Regions from separate parts of the Homo sapiens genome. Here regions 1, 2, 4 and 5 are each linked to region 3. Evidence: chromatin loops called from intact Hi-C (ENCODE). Cell type or tissue: heart left ventricle. All regions are shown on one strand.

Region 1 (4,000 bases), 650 kb before region 3:
TTTCCGTTCCTGAGTTACTTTGCTTAAAATAATAGTCTCCAATCTCATCCAGGTCGCTGCAAATGCTGTTAATTCATTCCTTTTTATGGCTGAGTAGTATTCCATCATATATATATACCACAGTTTCTTTACCCACTCATTGACTGATGGGCATTTGGGTTGGTTCTACGTTTTTGCGATTGCAAATTGTGCTGCTATAAACATGCACGTGCAAGTATCTTTTTCGAATAATGGCTTCGTTTCCTCCAGGTAGATACCCAGTAGTGGGATTGCTGGATCAAATGGTAGTTCTACTTTTAGTTCTTTAAGGAATCTTCACACTGTTTTCCATAGTGGTTGTACTAGTTTTCATTCCCACCAGCAGTGTAGAGGCGTTCCCTTATTGCCACATCCATGCCAACATCTACTGTTTTTTTATTTTTTGATTATGGCCATTCTTGCAGGAGTAAGGCGGTATCACATTGCGGTTTTGATTTGCATCAGTGAACGTTTTTCTTAAATGTCCTTCTTATACCTACAAAAGGAAACTAGATCTTCATATTAAGGATAATTTAAGAAGAGTCCTACCTGAAAATGGGATGAATTTGAGCTATTTCATCATCTGCCCTGAACTTGCAAATTCCATAATACAGGAATGAGAAGACTTTTTCAAACAAAGAGCACTGAATGAAAGGTTAACAAAAATCAATTAAAAGGCAGCTTGAGTCAGCTTTTTAGTAGCAGGTCATCAACATACCTGCAAAGTAGCCTGTATCCTTCATTACTTTTATTACTCCTACTTAACCAGCTGTTGCCACCCTCTATGCAGCTGTAACAGTTTTGTCACCCATTAGCCTGACGTCTTGCACCCAGCAGAATCACCACATCTGCAAGTCCTGCACCTGCTTCTGCCAGTGCACTACTTACCTCACAGATAACCCACAGCCTCTGCCCTTCCACCAAGCCATTAAAACCATCTACTGAAAACTCCACTCCAGCAATTCGCCTGGCCCTTGCTCCTCTGCCTCAGAGCTGAGGAATTAGAGCCAAGGGCTGAGCCAAAAATGGTCTCATGCCTTTTTGTAGATTAGGCCTTTAGCATAGGTTTATTTACTGGTTTGGGGCTCATCGACAAGGGTGCTTGTGTGGACAGGACAGTGGGATCAGTGTCTTCCTGAACAAGGGCTCATTCATGTAATGATCACAGCTAAGCCTGGCATTTCTCACGATGTGGGCATGGATCATCACATTTGCCTTTCCTGCCTCGTGGTTGAGAGCGAACAGCAAACGAGGGAGATGAACTACACGAAAAGCCTCTGTGGACGCTGGAGGGCTGCACAACTATCAAGGATTATTCTTCATTTGTTTCTAGAAAACTTGCTTTAAGCCAGACCCTGCTTTCATTATAATGCTGCAGAGCCACAATGATTGCAATAGAATTTCTTCAAGGAACTGTTCATGGCTACCAATTCATACGTACCCATGAGTCCTATCGCCTTGTAAAGAAACATGTGACTGACATGCCACTGGTGTGAGACTTGTCCCTCCACACAAGCCTTACGAAAGAGCTTCGCTGTGTCTCATACTCAGAAAATACTAGTGAACATCTCAAATATACCAAGGTGCCGGGGACAGAGGTGCATAGTTGCTGCAACTCAGTGGCAACACTTTTATAGATGAGCACGTTCATTAATGCCCAAGAGCTAGAATTTCCAGGGAGTTGGGCAGGAAGCCCCAGAGTAGTGTCAGGCAGCAAAACCACCAGAGCTCACACAGCGGATTACTACCCAATGCAGGATTGTGGGGAGTAACAGTAGATGGCAGCCAGAGACACTAGAGGGCAGCACATGCCCACCCAATATGCCTAGTCCTGTGACATCTCTACCCTGACAGGAGCTTTCAAAGGTTATCTTCTCCAGTGGGCTCTCAATCCCAGCCTTATATCAGAATCACTCGGGAGCTTGTTAAAAATATAGATTTTCTGGTTTCACTCCAGACTAATGAATCGGAATCTCTAGATGCAGAGTCCAGCAACCTCTATATTAAATAAGTATCAAAAATAACCCTCAAGCAAGAAGGCACTCAGCTATGGGTTTGTATTTGAGACTCTGATGAAACTATGTCTCTCCCCTCACACTCAAAATTTGATTGAATTTCAGAGGCATTGACTCCACTTATGGACACCGTGGGGAACTCAGGAAGCCTGGTTAAGAAATTTGAATACAATTTATGCCAAGCGAAACACCATCACTCTGAGGTGGAAGCCTCAGCAAGGCCAGGGTCCTTCATGTTTTAAAAAGTCATAGGAACTTTGGGAAAAAAGAGAGACCAATGACCAATATTGAGAATGAGAGAGGTGACTCACCAAAATTCCAAAGACATTTAAAGGACAATCAATTAATGTGAAGGCCAAGCACAGTGGCTCATGCCTGTAATCCCAGCACTTTGGGAGGCTGAGGTGGGTGGATCACTTGAGCTCAAGAGTTCAAGACCAGCCTGGGCAACATGGCAAAACTCCATCTCTACAAAAACTACAAAAGTTAGCCGGACATGGTGGTGTGCACCTGTAGTCTCAGCTACTCAGGAGGCTGAGGTGGGAGGATTGCTTGAGCCTGGGAGGTGGAGGTTGCAGTGAGCTGAGATATCACCACTGCACTCCAGCCTAGGTGACAGAGTAAGACCATGTCTCAATAACAATAATAATGTGAAAATTTTAATGTCTATAAATGGGCAACTTAGATGAAATGGACTGCTATGGTTTGAATGTGTTCCTTCCAAACTTTATGTGTTGGGAACTTAATCCCCAATGTAACAGTTTTGGGAGGTGGGGCCTTTTGGGAGGTGTTTTAGATCATGAGAACAGAGTGGATTAATGCCACTATAAAAACGGTTTGCAGGAGTGGGTTCTCTCTCTTCTGCTTTTCTGCCCTTCTTCCATGTGAGGACACAGCAAGGAAGCCCTCATCAAATGCTGGTACCTTCCCAGCCTCCAGAACTGTGAGAGAATAAATTCTCTCTTTATAAATTACCACTCTGTGGTATTCTGTAATAACAGCACCAAATGGACTAAGACTGGACAAATTATTTGAAAGACACAAACTATCAAAACTTAAGAAGAAATAGATAACCTGAATGGCCTTATATCCATTTAAAGAAATTGCATTTGTAGTTTAAATCTTGTCTCAAAAAAATTCTTGTCAAGAAAACTCTTATTTTTTTATGACCATATTTCTTCACTAGTGAATTCTAACAAATATTTGAGTATGAAATAATACCAATTCTACATAAATTCTTTCAAAAATTTAAAGAGAAGAGAATACTTCTCAATTCATTGTTTGAAGCCAGGATTGCCTTGATACCAAATCCAAAGACATTACAAGAATAGAAAACTAGAGACCAACATTCTTCATGAACATGAATGCAAAAGTTCTTAACATTTTAGCAAATCAAATTCAGCAACATATAATTGGTAGGAAATACAGAGGGCAAACAAACATGATAGACCACAGGGATGCAATCAGCAGAATCAGGACTATGGACAAAGGATCTAGTTTCTTCCACAAAAAAATTATAAGGAGAAAAGTTAAAGCAATGGAGCAGAATCTATGTATTAAAAGAGCATTAAGAGACATTTCAACTACTTGAAGTTTGTGGGCTGTATTTGTATTCTGATTCCAACAAACAAATTATAGAAAATAAAAATAGGGGGTCGGGCGTGGTGACTGGCCAGGGGTGGTGGCTCATGCCTGTAATCCCAGCACTTTGGGAGGCCGAGGCAGGTAGATCATCTGATGTCAGGAGTTCCAGAAAATAAAAATAAATTTATAAGCCAATCAAGGGAATGTAAGCACTGATTGGGTATTTGATGATATGAAGAAACTATTTTGAACTTTCTAGGTTTAGTAATGGTAGCTCTGTCACTGTAAAAGCTTGTATATGTTGAGATGCATACTAAAATATTTAATGGTATAAATTTCTGATATCTGGAATTTACTTCAAAACGAGGAGGTAACTAGTGTGG
Region 2 (4,000 bases), 250 kb before region 3:
ATGATAATCATTATTGTTCCCCTACAGAGAAAAACCAGCAAAGTGAAAAGCATCACCCCTCCTCTGAGAACATTGTACTTCACTGTGCTCCAAGTGCTCAGCTAGGTTTTTTGGAGAAATCTATGGCTAAGAGGCAAATGCCAAACCATGTTCTTGAGGCAAAACTACATGAAAATTCAAACAAGTTAAATTCACCTGTACTAAATACCAACATTCTCAATAAATCAAACAACTATCAGGCTTTTGAAGAGATGAACAGTCCTTTCTGTTTTGAATGGGACTCTGACATAAAAGATTTGTCTAAAAATTCCAGAAAACTTCAGCCAGTTTATTATATGTTAAATCAAAATAGATTTCTATCAGCCGATGCTTGCTTGTGGCTTGACTCAGAAAACTCAGTGATAAATTTTTGCCAAAAAGATCAAAATGCAAACATCTTGGAGTGGAGAACAAATCCAAACAGTGTCATTTGGTGTGACTTACCATATGAATCATTCAATCAGTTAGCATTTAATGAAGATTACTTATTAAGAGGTGATGTGTGGGCAGCTAACTCATTATATGGAAACTCTGGTCCTCTTCCAATTAATGAGGCTAATAATTCACTAGAAGAATTACCCATTGACTTAAGTTCTTCATCAGATCATGAAAAGACTACATGCCCCGTAGTTGATCAAGAATCATTAAGAATGGATGAAAACTTTGTTTTTTCAAGTTTTGGTTATGAGTACCAGGAATGGTTGTCATGTCTTGAACATGGAGTGTGGTGGCCATCAGAGGATGGGGATTATGGATATTATATGTTTCATGATGGTCAATATATCTATTCTCTTCTCACTGATTCTACTGGGCAGTATGCATATTTATTTATACCTGATTCTTATCAAGAGTATTTGGATTGTGATTTACAGACAAATGGTCTATCAAGTATTACGTTGGATGACAGCATTATTTCTGCCTGTAGTTTTAAAGTACTTGATAAGGAAGATGAAATATTTTGGTATGTTGAAGAGGAACCAATTGATGACCCTCTTGATTTATCTTTAGCTTTGCCAAGAAGTGAGGAACCATTGTATCTAAATTTAGAAACCTTTTCACAAGTACTTAAAGAGTCAAGTTGTGACCAAAGCGATCAGCCACTAGATTTTTCAGGCTATAATCGTCAAAAGTTTAAAGGAGACTTTAGATCTTTCAAAGAAAGGCCGTGTGGTTCTGAAGACGCTGAATGTACATTAGATCTCAGAAATCAGCCCCAAACTATTAGTAATCATGTCTCAAGCAGAGATCAAATTATAGAGAGAGATAAAAACCAGCCTCTAGCTGAAGATTCATCAGTTCACCTTTCCAGTTTCCATTGGCTTCAGTCTTCTGTTGAAGAAGTTACCACTTTGGTTCATCCTGAAAATATGACTAAAGGCTCACAACAAGCAGAAGAGACATCATTAGTGAACAAAGTGGCTTCAGTATTTTCTGTTTTGGGTGCCTCAGTTGGTAGTACTTTGAAGTTTGATAAGAGTGAATCCTTAGAGGCTTTGGCCATGCAGAAAGTGAATCAGCAGTCAGATTTAGCAGAGCTCACAAATGATGGCTTTCAGTCATTAATCATGAGTAAGCAATTAGAGGGTAACTCCCCAAATGTGGAAAAAAGTCTTCTTAAGGATTCAGAAAGACAGATAGTATCCAATGTTCAGCATCCAGAATTGATCAAAAATATAAGGCAAGAATTCTCTTTAAATAAAAACAACCATGTGAAAAAGCAAAGTTTGTTAAAATCTGGTTTCCAGGTAAGCCAAACAACTCCTCAGGCTAAATCAGGTGTAAAAGATGATGAAATCATTACAACAGACTCTATTTCAGTTTCTCCTGCACCTCAGCATAGTGGGGATGAGCGTGAGAATTATGAGCTTCCCCAGGGCCAGTCATCCAAAGAGTCTGATAAAACATTATTTAAAAGTTCATTGAAACTCTTCAGTCAAGAAGAATCGTCAGTTAGTATGACAGCAAATGAAAAACAGTCATCTGGATTTTTGAATCTTTTTAAGACTCAGGTGAATAAAGAAGGATCACCAAACTTAGAAAAGATTGGTGATACAAATGTCAAGATACCACCTCAAGAAAAGAAAGAATCTTCTGGTGTTTCAAATTTTTGGGGTACCCTTGGGGATTTCTTTAAAGCCAATGTATCTCCTATACAGACAACTGAAAATACGTCTGTTTCTTCAATGACTATTAAGGATGAGGTCAGGTCAAGTCCTACTCCTATGGAGCTAGCTAGCCAGGGTGCTGGGAACTTTCCTGCTGCACCAATTTCCTCTAAAGGGAAGGCTAGAGTTAGAAGACTGAACAAACAGACTACTATCGATGACAGTAGGTTAGAGGAATCAACTAGAGGGATCCAGGGTAATGATTTGACTGAAAAAGAGGTACCATTCAGAGACCATCTAATCCAGCAGTCACCTAATTCATCTTTTTCAACAAGTAGTCTCAAAGAGTCTTCCAGGGAGTCTTCAGTAGAAACTAGTGGTGTGACTACAGTGACAGAAGTTTCAAAAAGTAATGAAATATCCTTTGATACCCTGAGCAAGAGAAATTCAAATGAACAAGATCATTTTTCTGACAAAGACTGGAGTTTCTCTATGGCTGCAACATCTTCATCTCAACCAGAGTTATCAACCAAAAAGAGTATATTTTCTTTTCTCACTGGATCTGAAAAATCTGAGAACAGAGCCTCTGCTACTCTACCAAGAGCCAAATCTCAGGCAGAAGGGCTATTCACACTTCCTTCATTTTTTTCCACTGCTAGCTCAAGCATTAAGAAGGATGCCTCTCATAGTAGTTCTACTTTTAGTTTCTTCAGCTTGTCCTTTTTGGATCAAAAAAAGGAGACCTCTGGGGAAAAACAAAGCATTTCAACTGTTGTTCCAGTGACCTCCCAGCCCTGTAAGAAGACAAATGTTTTTGTAGAGAGTGGTAGCACAATGACCAGAGAAAGTTCCAGTGGTCATAGAGATAGCATAGCCCAAGAAGTAGTTCATGAACAGCAAATGGCACCTTGTATTTCCATTAACAACACCATTGAGGTTACCTCCCTTGCAGATGAGCTCAGTGTAGACAAGGACTGTCAGGAAAAACTGAGTTCCAATATTGTACCAGGGACATCAGTGGATTTCCAGATGAATGAATTGCAAAAAGACATTATTCCTCCTTCACCAGAATTTCAGGCACAGGCTGAAACATTCCTCACTGGCCCAGAGAACCTTGGGATAGCTCCCCATGAAGAAGAGGCTTTCAACCACAAAGCCTTCCCCAGTGACTCACTGTCCAACTCTTTTTCACATGCTAAACAGTTAATTGAAAAATTCAATGATTTAGACACTTGTACTAACTGCCACCAAAATGAGAAATTTACTACTGACCCAGTGAACTTGCCATTAGAAAAGGCCCCCGATGAGGTCTTACCACAGATCCTAGAGCCAGCCTCTTCCTCTCCAGAGCCAGGGTGTGCAGGGAACCTTCAGAACCAAGATGCAGATAAAGAGGAAGACAAATTTGCATTAGGCTCTTCAGTAGACATGCTTTCAGGGTTTGTGACCAAAGTGAAATCTTTCTCTGGGAGCTTAATTGAACCTCCCAAAACACTCTCTGGACTTTTCTCCTCTCCTAAATCTCCAAAGAAAAACTCCTTTTTCTCTCTTGCTTCTGATGTATCATCTCAGCCCCTCAAAGGTGAATTATTTGGAATTTTCAAAAGTCCCAAGCCAGAGCCATACAAACAAGAATCATCTCTCCCAGCTACTTCATGGCTTCAAAATGGTTGTTCCAGAGATGCTGTAGGATCAGTACCTCCAGAAAGGAGAGAAGCTGCCTTTACAGCACTAAGTTCAGAATCTACTCTCAGTGACTGTAGAATGACTGTGGTTAGTGCAAAGCCAGAATCAGATATCTTGACAGATGATCCTAAACTAACAACCAAAATGGAAGACAATAATACTCCTGAAAA
Region 3 (4,000 bases):
CGCCTGTAGTCCCATCTACCCGGGAGGCTGAGGCACAATAATCGCTTGAACCTGGAAGGCGGAAGTTGCAGTAAGCTGAGATCACGCCACTGCACTCCAGCATGGGTGACAAAGTGAGACTCTGTCTCAGAAAAAAGTAAATTAAAAAATAAAAATAAAAAAGGCAGCTGAGACGGCTCTTTGAGATACTGAGCAGCAGAATCAAGATTTAAAGGGATCTTACTGAATCTTGAAAGAACAAAACTAATAAAGCAGAGACCAATGTGAAGTTTGATATGTAACCTGCACTTGAGTTGATTTGGGATATTTGATTGCAAACTCAGATTGAGTCAGCAGTTGGTAGAGCTTCCAAAAAGTTAAGATGACTGGATTCATTCATAGACTCCAGAAAGAAAGAGTGGATAGTCTCTCACTCCTCCGAACCAGTGAGTGCTCAGTGGTATTCCATTGAGTTCTGGGTACCACATCTTAAGAAGGAACTGAGGAACTGGGGGACTGGGGCTATTTAACCTAGAGAAAAACTGACTCGGGTGAATACGGTCTCTGTCTCTGGTTTTCTTAATGAATGTCACATAGAAAAGTGAGAAAACTTATTCTGTGTATTCCCTGAGGGTAGAACTAAGACCCATTCCCCACAGGGGCCCCCTTCTTACCTGATCTTATTCCTCTGCCTCAGTCTGTATCCTGGGAACTTAGCAGAGAGGAGTTTTAAAAGGGTAGGAATAAGCAGTCTAATTCAGACATACTTTGTATAGGGGGTATAATAATGCTGTGGTTGGGATGACCTAATCCGATAGCCAGAGTCAGCTCAGCCTTGAAAACTGATACTTAAATAGGCGGAAAGGAAGGACACATTCCTGATGGGAAAAGCAGTGGGCTTCATGACAGGGATGGACTGGGAAGAGTAGGGTCAGTGGGGGCAGGTGTGGAAGTCTGAAGGGAGAGCAGCCTAGCTCGTAGCAGGTGTGGGCAACTAGCTCACTGAGAAGATTAGACTTTATTCTGGGAGATAAAATTTGTATCTCAGAAGCTAGTTGGTGTATGTAAGAAGCTTCTGGTTGTAGTGAGACTGGCTTGAATCAAGAGTGACCGTGGAGATTCCCTCATTTAACAGATGGTTTTTCACTCCATACTGTGTGCCAGCCTCTGTTCCAGGCATTATGGATCCAGCAGTGAACAATATAAAATCCCCACTTTTCTGGAGCTCTTAGGAGCAGTAATGGACAATAAACACATTAAAAGGACAACTTTTAATTGCTGGAAAGTTCAACAATGCTGAAAAGAAAATGAAACAGGGTAATGGGATAGAGAGCAACTTGCCAGAGGGGCTGACGTAGTCAGAGAAGGTCTTATTGAGGGGGTGATATTTGAGCTGATGCCTGAATGGTGAGAAGATTCAGACAGAAAGAAAAGCAGGTGCAAAAGGCCCGGAGATGTTCATGCATCTGGTGTGTTTAAGGACGGGGAAGTGTGGCTGGAGCACAGTGGGCCAGGGAGAATGCAGAGTCTGTGTAAGCAGTGACTGGGTATAGCAGGAGGGTGGAGCTTGAAAGTGTCCCCTGGGAGTGATTCAGAAGCACCTCCCTAATGGGATTGTGGTCCCCATCCCCTCTGACTCTTTGATGTAAATAAGATGAGGGATAGGAAAACCTGGCCTGATACAATTTCACATGTAGTACAATGTGGTAAAAAGAACAGTGGCTCTGAAATCAGACTCTGGGTTAGGCAGAATTCTAGCTCTGCCACTTCCTAGTTGTTTGACCTTGAGCAAGTGCTTTAATCTGTCTACATTTCACATTTCCTAATATGTCAAGTAAGAGAACTAATTCCCGCCTCGCAGAGCTACTGAGCCCCACTGCTGGTGAGCTTTCACCAGGGCTTTAGGCCGGGTGCGTGCTTATAGCGCCATCTTACGTTTATTCGGAGATCTACAGTGTTTTGTTGGAAGTGCAGTCCATCCACTGTCCCACTCCAGTGTCCTGGAGTTTTGTGTTTAGTTCTGAGCACCACGTTTTGAAGGACATTGACCTGAAGACTGCCTGAAAGAACAGGAGAGGCCCAGCCTTGGGGAACATACCTCCGTTCAGGGGGAGCAAATGTGGACTCTGAGGTTCCAATGCCAGGATCGTGAAAAGAGTGGGAGTGGGGGTAGATACAGATAACAGGTAGGCTGCAAGTAAAGAAATATCTTACTATGGTTCGATATGCTCAGGAATGAAATGTGCTGGCATGATTGGAGATGGGATAATGAGCAAAAGCTTGAAGTCAGTAACATCTGAAACATTTTCATCACTGAAAATGTGTGTGACTGTGACTCCAAGACTTAGAAACAAAGAAAATGGTTCTGCCATTGATAGAAATGGAAGTCATCGGAAAAAAGGAGAAAGGTGATGGATAAGCGGTTATAGCACATTTTAAGTGAAAGCAGAACTATAAAGCAGAATGATCTGGAGATGAAGAGGAAGGTCCAGGCTAAAGCTGTGGGTTTGGGAGTCATCCCGTAGAAGTCTGAACTCAAAACTTCTCAAGAAATAAAGTGTAAGGTGAGATGCAAGAGTTGAGCCTTAAGATACACTCACCTTTGGAGTCAAGAAAATGAAGAGGGACTGAACAGCAGAGAGGTACAAGACAGTCCAGCACCATAAAAGCAATAGGAAGCGTTTTACAAAAGAGGGGAGCAGTGTCCCATTCCACGAACTTCTACCCCATTCAATTCCTGCCAGCCAGGTCCCTGCCCCTCTCCCCTCTCCCATCTCTGCTTCTGGGTTTTCTCTCATATGGGTTTCAGTGTCTGTCTACTGATTTCTTCTCCATCCCTTTGCTACAGGGGGTGGCACCGAGAGCCGACCAGTCCTTCGCTACAGCAAGGAACAGAGGCCAACCACACTGCCCATCCAGCCCTTCGTGTTCCAGCACCACTTCCCCAAGCAGCTGGCCAAGGCCCGGGCCCTCCACAGCCTTTCCCAGCTCTACAGCCTCTCAGGCTGCAGCCGTACACAGCAGCCTGCCCCACTGGCTGCCCCTGCTGCTCAAGTCTCAGTCCCAGCTCCCTCAGGGGAACCGCAGGCATCCACTCCCCGAGCCACTGGCAGAGGTGCCAGGAAAGCTGGGTCTGAGCCAGAGACCTCTCGGCCATCGCCCCTGGGCAGCTACTCCCCCATCCGGAGTGTTGGCCCCTTTGGGCCCAGCACTGACTCTTCTGCCTCCACTTCGTGCTCCCCTCCCCCAGAGCAGCCCACAGCCACAGAAAGCCTGCCCCCATGGAGCCACTCCTGTCCTTCTGCTGTCCGGCCTGCCACCTCCCAGCAGCCGCAGAAGGAGGATCAGAAGATACTGACCTTGACTGAGTACCGGCTCCATGGAACAGGAAGCTTGCCGCCTCTGGGCTCCTGGCGATCTGGCCTCAGCCGAGCAGAGAGCCTGGCCCGGGGAGGTGGTGAGGGCAGCATGGCCACCAGGCCCAGTAATGGTACGAGCTCCAGCATCTCCCTACCCAACCCGCCACCTCACGCAAGCACTTCCACCACCTCCCCTTTGAGTGGTTGCTTACACTCTCACCTGGGGCCAGAGGTTAGGATGTCTGCATCCCTCCCTCAGCATCTGTAGATAATATCCACAGATAATCTAGTGTTTCATATGGGCCCACTGGGTGGATGTGAAACTCTGTCTCGCTGTCTCCTGCCAACTCTTGTCTTTCTGCTAATCTGTTCTGCTTCCAGCCAACCACCTATCCCCTCAAGCCCTCAAGTGGCGGGAATACAGGAGGAAGAACCCACTAGGGCCACCTGGTTTGTCAGGGAGCCTAGACCGAAGATCACAAGAAGCTCGGCTGGCCCGAAGAAACCCTATCTTTGAGTTCCCTGGCTCCCTCAGTGCTGCCAGCCATCTGAACTGCCGGCTGAATGGTGTGTGAGCAGGGTCCCCAGTACACCCGGGGCAGGCTCTGCCATGGCTGGAAAGGGCTAGAGAAGGGGTCAGTCCCAAAGGAACGTGTCTCAGA
Region 4 (4,000 bases), 170 kb before region 3:
CTGTGATGGATTCATATTACTTGAGTTGATATGAGACTGATGTCTAAGCAATGATGCCAGTGTGCACTTGAACCTGTTCCTTTTCTAGTGTCCAGACTGTTTTCCCTATCCAGGGTGTGCCCTTCCTGGGTTAAGGTACCTGAGAAGTTGAGTCATTACTCAGAATGTCACCTGACATTAATTCAGTATAAACTAGATAAAATAATTCTGACCCAACACAAAAATTACCATTTTGGGCATAAAGTTACTGATATCACCCCAATTCACTGAGTCTATGAAATCTGACTTTTTTGTACTAATGAATTTTTTGTTGTTGATAGAGCCTTTCTGTAGATGTGTAACTTATTAAGCCAGTCAAATATTTGTTCCATTTTGCCTCATCTCATTATGTATTGACTTAATCAACATCTACTCATATAATCAATATATGAGTTCTAGGAGTGGGATGCCAACATCCTGCAGGCATATGATTCCACGTTTAATTATACTTTTTCTATGAAAATCAGCTATTAAAATAGTATATGTTAGATATTTTAACATTTAAAAAGTATACACTATGGGAAATGTGTGTGGAATGTGGTTTAAAGAGAGACCCCTTCCTGCCTGTCCTGTTATCTTTCATATGCATCAGATTCTCCCTCCTATCATCACTGCTAGGCTGTGGCTGTATAACTGTTATGCACTACCCCGAGATAAGTCAGGAGACCTCAGACTCAAGAGAGAATGTGTTTGGAGTTTCTTCTTATCTAACTAAGATAAGTTACAGTCCCAAAGGTATAGAGATGCACTGGTCATGCCCTATTGACTCTCATATAGAAGGAGCCATTTCTCCCCCCAGGGACTTGGCTTTTTCCTTGTCAGTGTGAGATTTCCCAGATTGGGACAGAGCTGCAAAGAGATAGAACAGGGACTTTCTATCTCATTTTTTCCGTTACACTGTTTGTTGTTCTTCCCATGGGCAGGGATGTGTCTCCAACCCAATGCCTCCCGACTCTTTCTACTCATCCAGGGGTGGTTCTGTTTCTGTTATAGTTTAGGGGACTCAGACACAGGTTCTCTTTTTCTTCCCCTTTATTTGTTTCTCACCCTCAGAAAGAGAGATTTGTAAAACTGCTGGACCAGCTACACAACTCACTGAGGATCGACCTCTCTACATACAGGGTGAGTGAAGACACGGCTGTGGGCAGGATAATAGATATCAAGCACGGTCCCAGAGAGACTGTAGGCCAATCTTGGCTATAAAGATTGAGGCCAGGGAAAACTGGTCTGTGTCATCACATCCACCCAAATGGCCAATGCTACTGACACCTGTGGTTCTTTTAACTCCAGGGACCATGTGGTGTATAAATAGCAGCAGGTATGGTTAGTTTTTATAGACAGTTGTCTTTCCAACCTCATTCTTAACACTCTACTAAACTCTCTGGTGACATTCTCATTAGGGAGTTTCCTGAGGATAATCTCTTCCAGGAGTATCCTTTTAAAAAATTAGATACCTAATTACATTTCTTTTTTGCATTTTTCCATACTCTCCTCGTTTTCCAGCGGAGGTGTGAGAATCTGGCTAGGGGACAGAGAGTAGCTTGGCTTTTGCAAGTAATCTGTATCAGAGAGCATGTCCATTCCTAGTATAAAGGGAGGAAATAGGTATAGTAGGAGGATGGTTACTGGGACGGGACAGGATAAGGAAATGGGCAGTTTCTTAGTTCCTCCTATGTTAGATCTTAGAAATGGCTTCATTACTTGCTTTAAAGTGTGTGAATTTTCAGAACAGGCAATATATGCACATTAAAAAGTAAGTATAAAAACAACCTTAAAGTCAAAAAGAAATGAGGTTTTAATTGTCTGCACTCAAGTGCCCTCCATTTGCACAAATAATGGACAGCTGACTGTATATCTTATATTTGGCATATAAGTAGCCATTTGAAGGTTTAAAAACTGACCATTAATGTGAAGACAGGCTCAGCATCTCCCTTCAGCTCTTCATAGCAGCTCCCTCCTAAGACTCGTGCCAAAGTGAATGAAGTAAGGATGGCTGGAAATTCCTAAGGAACTCACTCCAAAAGCAGTTCTGCTCAGAGATCTGCCATCTGCTGGCTGCAGAACAGTAGAAGAGCTGGGTTCTATTGTACAAAAAGTACAGGTCCTGGACCTCAGTTTGGTCTGTAGTGTGGCTCCACTTATATTCCAGGATATACAGTTAGATTGTAATTTTCGAAGAACTCACTGTTGGTGTGTAAGAATCTTCATCCAAGAAAAAAGCATGTGTGTAAGTTTGTGTGTGCCTGTGTGTTCCTTTGTACAAGTGCTTATACATTGCATGGGAAGTAGGGCTGGAGGAGGATGTGTCACTTTCTAGGGTGGGGAGTATTAACCCCTGCTTTTGGCAAGAGCCTGTTTGCATCAATAGAAAAAAGAGAAGGAGACCTGTAACTTTACAGTGTTTTTGGCCAGCTCAACTAGAGAAAAACCCAGTAGGTAACAATTAGGGAAGCTTTTGATATCATCACTTTTGGCAGGGAAGGTTTTCATAGTCCTCTGTTCCTTTCTTACATTTGCTTGATTTGCAACAGAATAATTTCCCTGCTGGGAGTCCTGAACGGCTTCAGGACTTAAAATCCACAGTGGATTTGCTGACCAGCATTACTTTCTTCAGAATGAAGGTAAGAAATGGACTGGGGCTTGGGTGGTGCTGGGCTGGAGACCTGGCTACAGGAACGTGAAGAATGAGAATCATTGGGCAGAGTCTGAGGCTACAGGATTCATCACCTCTAAGCTTACATTTCTGTGTACCTGTTCCCTGGGTTACTTCTGAGAGAGCACATAGACTATGGATCCATGAGGATGGGGTGGAAGTTTTCCCTGTCAACTATCCTGGCAATTTCATCACAGGGAAAAGTCTAGGGACCCAGACAGGGATGAAAGAATCTAGAGTAGGTTTGGGGTAGTGCTAGGAGAATATCCCACCCAGGTGAGCAGGTCCTTGGGCCCATATTTCTTCTTTTAATTGGCAGGTACAAGAACTGCAAAGCCCTCCAAGAGCCAGCCAGGTGGTAAAGGATTGTGTGAAGGCCTGTTTGAACTCCACATATGAATATATCTTCAACAACTGCCACGACTTATACAGCCGCCAGTACCAGCTGGTAAGAGGTTCAGGATCAGGTGGGGCCAGCTGTCAGTGGCTCTTTGGAGCCTCAGTTTTCCTTCATGATGGTGGTGGAAAAGCACTCAGGACAAAGTACTTGATGTTCTCAAGGGTGAGTGAGTTGTGGAGTATGAACCATGTGGACCATGTGAGATATGTGGATGGAAAGAGACCCCTGGGCAAGATGAGACATACCTGAATTGAACAGAAATGGCAACAATAATGATGTTGAAGAAAGTAAACCTAAATTCATGCACAGTTCAGGGGTTGAGTAGGGGAATTCTCAGTCCATCCCAGAGTCTTTTTTTCTCCCTCAAGTTTAACTTTATTCTGACTCTTGCAGACTCTTGTAAGTTCTGGGCTTCCTTCCTCTGAGATCTGAAGTGGTCTCTGAGCTGCTGGCTCCTGGAAGCTTTACTTTTCCCTCTAATTACTTCTCTCTGAAATGTGTGGTTCTTCTGGGTTGTATTCATCCACTGGCTATCAAGACTGACCCTATCCTTCTGTGAGGCTGAGCTACTTCACCTGTTTTAGCCTGGCACCCTAAGTCAGTACCTGGTGACTTAGTACATTTTCCCAGATCCTTCTAATAGTGTCCCCGATCCATGCTCCCAACTTATTTGAAAGCCAGAACTTACTTCTAGCTCCAATTACTCAATTACAGTTCCAATCTTAGGAGTTTCTTGCTGACCATACATTTGCAGAGTGGATTCCCTTCAGTCCAACAAATATTGAATGTTTGTTCTAGGCCAGGTCTGAGGAGAGCACAGTGCTCCTTCAGTAAGTTTGCAGTCTCATAAACATATATATAACTCTAATCAAAAGAGTCTGTTTGAAGGGCCTTGAAAAAGGGATAAG
Region 5 (4,000 bases), 280 kb before region 3:
TGAGTACGAATCATTCTTTTAAATTAGTAAAACGGCATAACCCAACATATTGTTTAAAAATTTTCTTGAAGAATGAATCAGTTCAGAACAGTTGGATGTGAGTCATATCATGAATAACAAGTGACCAAACATTCAGAAGCATTGTCAGTAATATACTGCTTAGTTGCTGGGTTGTGACAAATTATTTGACCACCACAAACTTCAGAAGAATTTCTTTTACCAGCATATCCAAAAGAGGCATGTTTAATAAAATTACTTACCTTTCCTCATTTTCAACTCTTACTGTCAAATGTCCTGGTCCTAGTGTCCATTGCGTTGATATTTGTTGATTCTTAGATGGCAAGCAGTAGGTTTTCAATGCTTTCCACTAGTTTTCAGCCATTAGACCTGATATTCATATTCCTAGTGTGCACCATATTCAAATACTCCTCTTATAGCCTCTTATTATTCTTGGTCTCCATCTAAAACTGTTCACTGCCACTCTATTACCTGTCTTATTTCTAATATTCTACCTGTTAGGGGAGGCAGAGAAATGGGTCATTCTGTATATGTAACTAGGTATTCCCCACTTGGACGATTAGGTTCCTGCCTGCTCTACAAGTGATGATGGTATAATCCCCAACTAAAATCAACCACAAAAAAAACGCTAGGCAGGTACTGCCAGTGCTTCTCTTAGTCTCATTTTCACACCTACCAGAAACAAGACTAGCTTTAGGCCTGTGGGCTGTGTTGGCCGCCTCTCAATGGAGGCTAGGACTTGCTTTCGTAGTTGGGTCTTATAGACTTTAAGTAGAACAGGAAATGTTGTCCACTCGTTTTTGGTCCAGGATACCTTTCTTTTATTCTGGACCCACCACAGCCAGAGGGAGCTGACCCAAGTGGCAATTACTGTGTCAAAGCTTGATCATGTAGAGTATGGGACTATCACTCCACCATTTCATGCCAGAGAACACCATCTTGAGAGGATCTAGTGCTTCCTGACCATCAGACCTAACTACCTCGCACAGCTCCAAGTAAAAAAGAAGCCTGGTTAGAAATCTGGATCTGTATTACTTATTTTCCGTATGACAGTAGCCACCATACTGATAACCCCTGCCTATCAGGAGATATATCTCTTAGAGAGCTTTGTGGCCTCGCACTCTCAACTAGTACTAGCATTCTTTTCTTTTCTTTTTTTGTAGAAATGGGGGTCTCACTATGTTGCCCAGGCTGGTCTCAAACTCCTGGCCTCAAGCTATCCTCTGCCTTAGCCTCCCAAACTGCTGTGATTACAGGTGTGAGCCACCACACCCAGTCAAGAATTTGCATGTCTTACAGATTCAAGAGCATATAGTAGATTAATCCATGTTCCTAATAATGCCTTAAAGAGAACCAGAATCTCTCACCATAATTGAATTTTGAAGGGACAGAACTCAGAAAATCTGTCCTCTGTATCCCCTTATAATGACATGTTCTTATTCTGTGGCAGGCCCTTTGAAGACATTAGGATGGCCTGCTAGGACTTCTGACAGCCTTCATAAAGAATGCCCCACAATGAAATTTGGGGGACAAATGCCAAAGATAATCCTGGGAGACCTGAGAGATTATTGAACTCTCTCCTGATGCCCAGGTTCCTCTGGGACATTGCTACCTTGGGTTTAATTATAAATGTATCCACTTCTTGAAGCCATAATATAATATGTATGCTGTTCACTTAAATTCAGGGCCCTGTGAGTGGGCTATTTAGTCCCTACACCAGCTGGCCTTTGGCTGCATCCAAATTGCAGTGCTCCCCCATAAAAGAGATGTCCAGCTCCATAACTTTCCCAATCATTTTTTGTCATACTGTGAAATCATACTTCAATAGATATCATGGGTTTGGAGCTTTTTGTTCAGTGTCCTCTAGGTTAAAATTCTGCACTCTCAAAGTCATTTGTGATTTAAAGTTGTAGAATGTATTGGTTTTCTTGTTAGTTTTGAATTCTTTTTTTTTCTTTTCTTTACCTTGGCTGGATAAAGTTATGAATTCTTGATGGCCACTTTGCATGGTATTGTGAAGAGCAGCTCAGAGTCTTTTTTTCTCCCAAGTCTCCCAACCAGTTATCTTTTTCTGCATCACTTGTTTCTAGGAAATGGGTAAACTAGAGTTAAAACTTTGGTCAGCTTGACTCAAATGTCTGTGTTCTTTCCGCTATACCACCACCCTGTGGTGGCAAAAATCTCATGGGATATAATTTGCCATTCAGAAATATGTGCTTTTCTTACGTGGCTACTGCCCTTTGTTTTAATTAAAATTAATTCATTTATTGAATAGGTAATATACTTTGTATAGGAGTTTTAAAATATTAAAGGGAGTATAGTAAAAAGTCTCCCTCCTGTTCCTATTCCCCAGCCACTTGGGTCTTCTCCCCAGAGGTAATCATCGTTAGCATTTTCTTGTGAATCATTCAAGAGGTTTTACTGCTGTTCGAATATACAGGTATATACATTAGAGAGATCTTTTGATTATTCTTTCCATCCTTTGAATTGGTTTTATTTACTCATTCATTTATTCTGAGATGGAGTCTCGCTTTGTTGCCCAGGTTGGAGCGTAGTGGTGTGATCTCGGCTCACTGTGACCTCCGCCTCCTGGGTTTAAGTGATTCCCCTTCCTCAACCTCCTGAGTAGCTGGGATTACAGGCGCCTGCAACCACACCTGGCTAATTTTTGTAGTTTTAATAGAGACAGCGTTTCACAATGTTGACTAGGCTGGTCTTGAACTCCTGACATCAAATGATCTGCCTGCCTCAGCCTCCCAAAATGCTGGGATTACAGTGAGCCACTGTGCCCGGCCTGAATTGGTTTTAGAGTACCAAATACTACAATAAAATGTCCACAGCTAACTTATAGTTGAGATTTGAATACTTCTTGATCAGTGTCTTTTTTGGGTTCTCACTCTGTTCTAAGGATTTATTTAAAAGCCACAGGGGCTAGGTGCAATGGCTTGTGCCTGTAATCCCAGCACTTTGGGAGGCTGAAGTGGGCAGGTTGTTTGAGCTCAGGAGTTCGAGACCAGCCTGAGCAACATGATGAAACCCGATCTCTACAAAAAATACAAAAATTAGCCTGGTGTGGTGGTGTGTGCCTGTAGTCCCAGCTACATGGGAGGCTGAAGCGGGAGGATCACTTCAGCCCAGGAAGTTGAGACTGCAATGAGCCAAGATTATGCCACTGCACTCCAGCCTGGGTGACAGAGTGAGAGCCTGTCTCAAAAAAAAAAAAAAAAAAAGGCATAGGGAATAGATGGTTTATTTTATTTTCCCTGTTGCTTTCCATAGCAAAGATCTGTTTCCCAAAATCCTGGCCTTGAGTACAATAGAAATGTTTCCTCTGTCTGCACTCACCCTCCTAGAATGACTTTCACACATTTATTCCTGGGTCAAGAACTTCTGCAGTTTATGTCCATAGAATATGTTAGTTTCCTCACTAATTTTGAATTCGTTGTGGTCACTTTTTGTGGTGTTGTGAAGAGTTATTTTTTTCCTCTTCCAACATACTGAGTCCCTTTCTTATTTTAAACTTTGTAAAAAATAGAAATACGTAACATGGGTACTATAAAAGTCTTCAAATGATTCAGAAATGTGTAATATAGAAAGTGAAAGTACTCTTCAATTTCCCCCTCTATTCCACTCCGGGATAACTAGTCTTCACAGTTTCGTGTATATTCCCCCAACATTTTAATTTTTATTTTTAAAAAATGAGTCAAAAATTTAATTATGCGGTGTCTTTCAATGATAATTGTTTTCCCTCCCACAAAGGCCAAATTGTTCTTTTTGTCTGAATTACAAAAGAATAAATGTAAAATACAAAAGTTTTAGAGCATAATAATGAAACTAATACCCATTAGCCTACCACTCATCATTATCCTTTAGTATAGTTTAGTAATGTACTCAGAAGTTTTTCTTAGATTTATCATGCTCCCTGAGTGACAGTGTTTTCCTTCATATGGGACTGGTGAATTGCAAGTGTAGGGACATAGTC

What was found. Peaks named below come from ENCODE experiments on the same cell type or tissue, not always from the same donor. Only the 100,000 strongest peaks of a DNase experiment are listed, where the experiment ranks them.
Region 1: a loop joins it to region 3, with 2.6 times the contacts of the local background. A loop is called at or near these places in 9 of 110 quality-filtered maps.
Region 2: a loop joins it to region 3, with 2.3 times the contacts of the local background. A loop is called at or near these places in 2 of 110 quality-filtered maps.
Region 4: it touches region 3 in a loop (2.5-fold over the local background); 2 of 110 quality-filtered maps call a loop at or near these places.
Region 5: it touches region 3 in a loop (2.2-fold over the local background); 10 of 110 quality-filtered maps call a loop at or near these places.

The regions. Positions count from the first base shown.
Region 1 is chr9:34,897,931-34,901,930 of GRCh38, forward strand. It overlaps a transcript of PHF24 not described here. Among named protein-coding and RNA genes, the nearest start is that of SPATA31F3, 4.2 kb to the left of the region's middle. In heart left ventricle, a CTCF peak has its summit at 1,814 (motif pointing right); a DNase peak (open chromatin) is centred at 1,801; H3K27me3 peaks cover 1,085 bases.
Region 2 is chr9:35,303,201-35,307,200 of GRCh38, forward strand. UNC13B (unc-13 homolog B) reads left to right here. Exons shown (of 40, transcript NM_001371189.2): 9 at 1-4,000. Among named protein-coding and RNA genes, the nearest start is that of UNC13B, 140 kb to the left of the region's middle. In heart left ventricle, no CTCF peak of the experiment used is centred here; no DNase peak of the experiment used is centred here.
Region 3 is chr9:35,552,233-35,556,232 of GRCh38, forward strand. RUSC2 (RUN and SH3 domain containing 2) reads left to right here. Exons shown (of 12, transcript NM_014806.5): 3 at 2,828-3,469; 4 at 3,720-3,905. Among named protein-coding and RNA genes, the nearest start is that of CIMIP2B, 9.6 kb to the right of the region's middle. In heart left ventricle, a CTCF peak has its summit at 1,914; a DNase peak (open chromatin) is centred at 1,869; H3K27ac peaks cover 878 bases.
Region 4 is chr9:35,383,154-35,387,153 of GRCh38, forward strand. UNC13B (unc-13 homolog B) reads left to right here. Exons shown (of 40, transcript NM_001371189.2): 22 at 1,093-1,161; 23 at 2,571-2,660; 24 at 3,012-3,140. Among named protein-coding and RNA genes, the nearest start is that of RUSC2, 100 kb to the right of the region's middle. In heart left ventricle, a CTCF peak has its summit at 2,102 (motif pointing left); no DNase peak of the experiment used is centred here.
Region 5 is chr9:35,273,077-35,277,076 of GRCh38, forward strand. The region is part of intron 7 of UNC13B (unc-13 homolog B); the gene reads left to right. Among named protein-coding and RNA genes, the nearest start is that of UNC13B, 110 kb to the left of the region's middle. In heart left ventricle, no CTCF peak of the experiment used is centred here; no DNase peak of the experiment used is centred here; H3K4me3 peaks cover 924 bases; H3K27ac peaks cover 1,177 bases.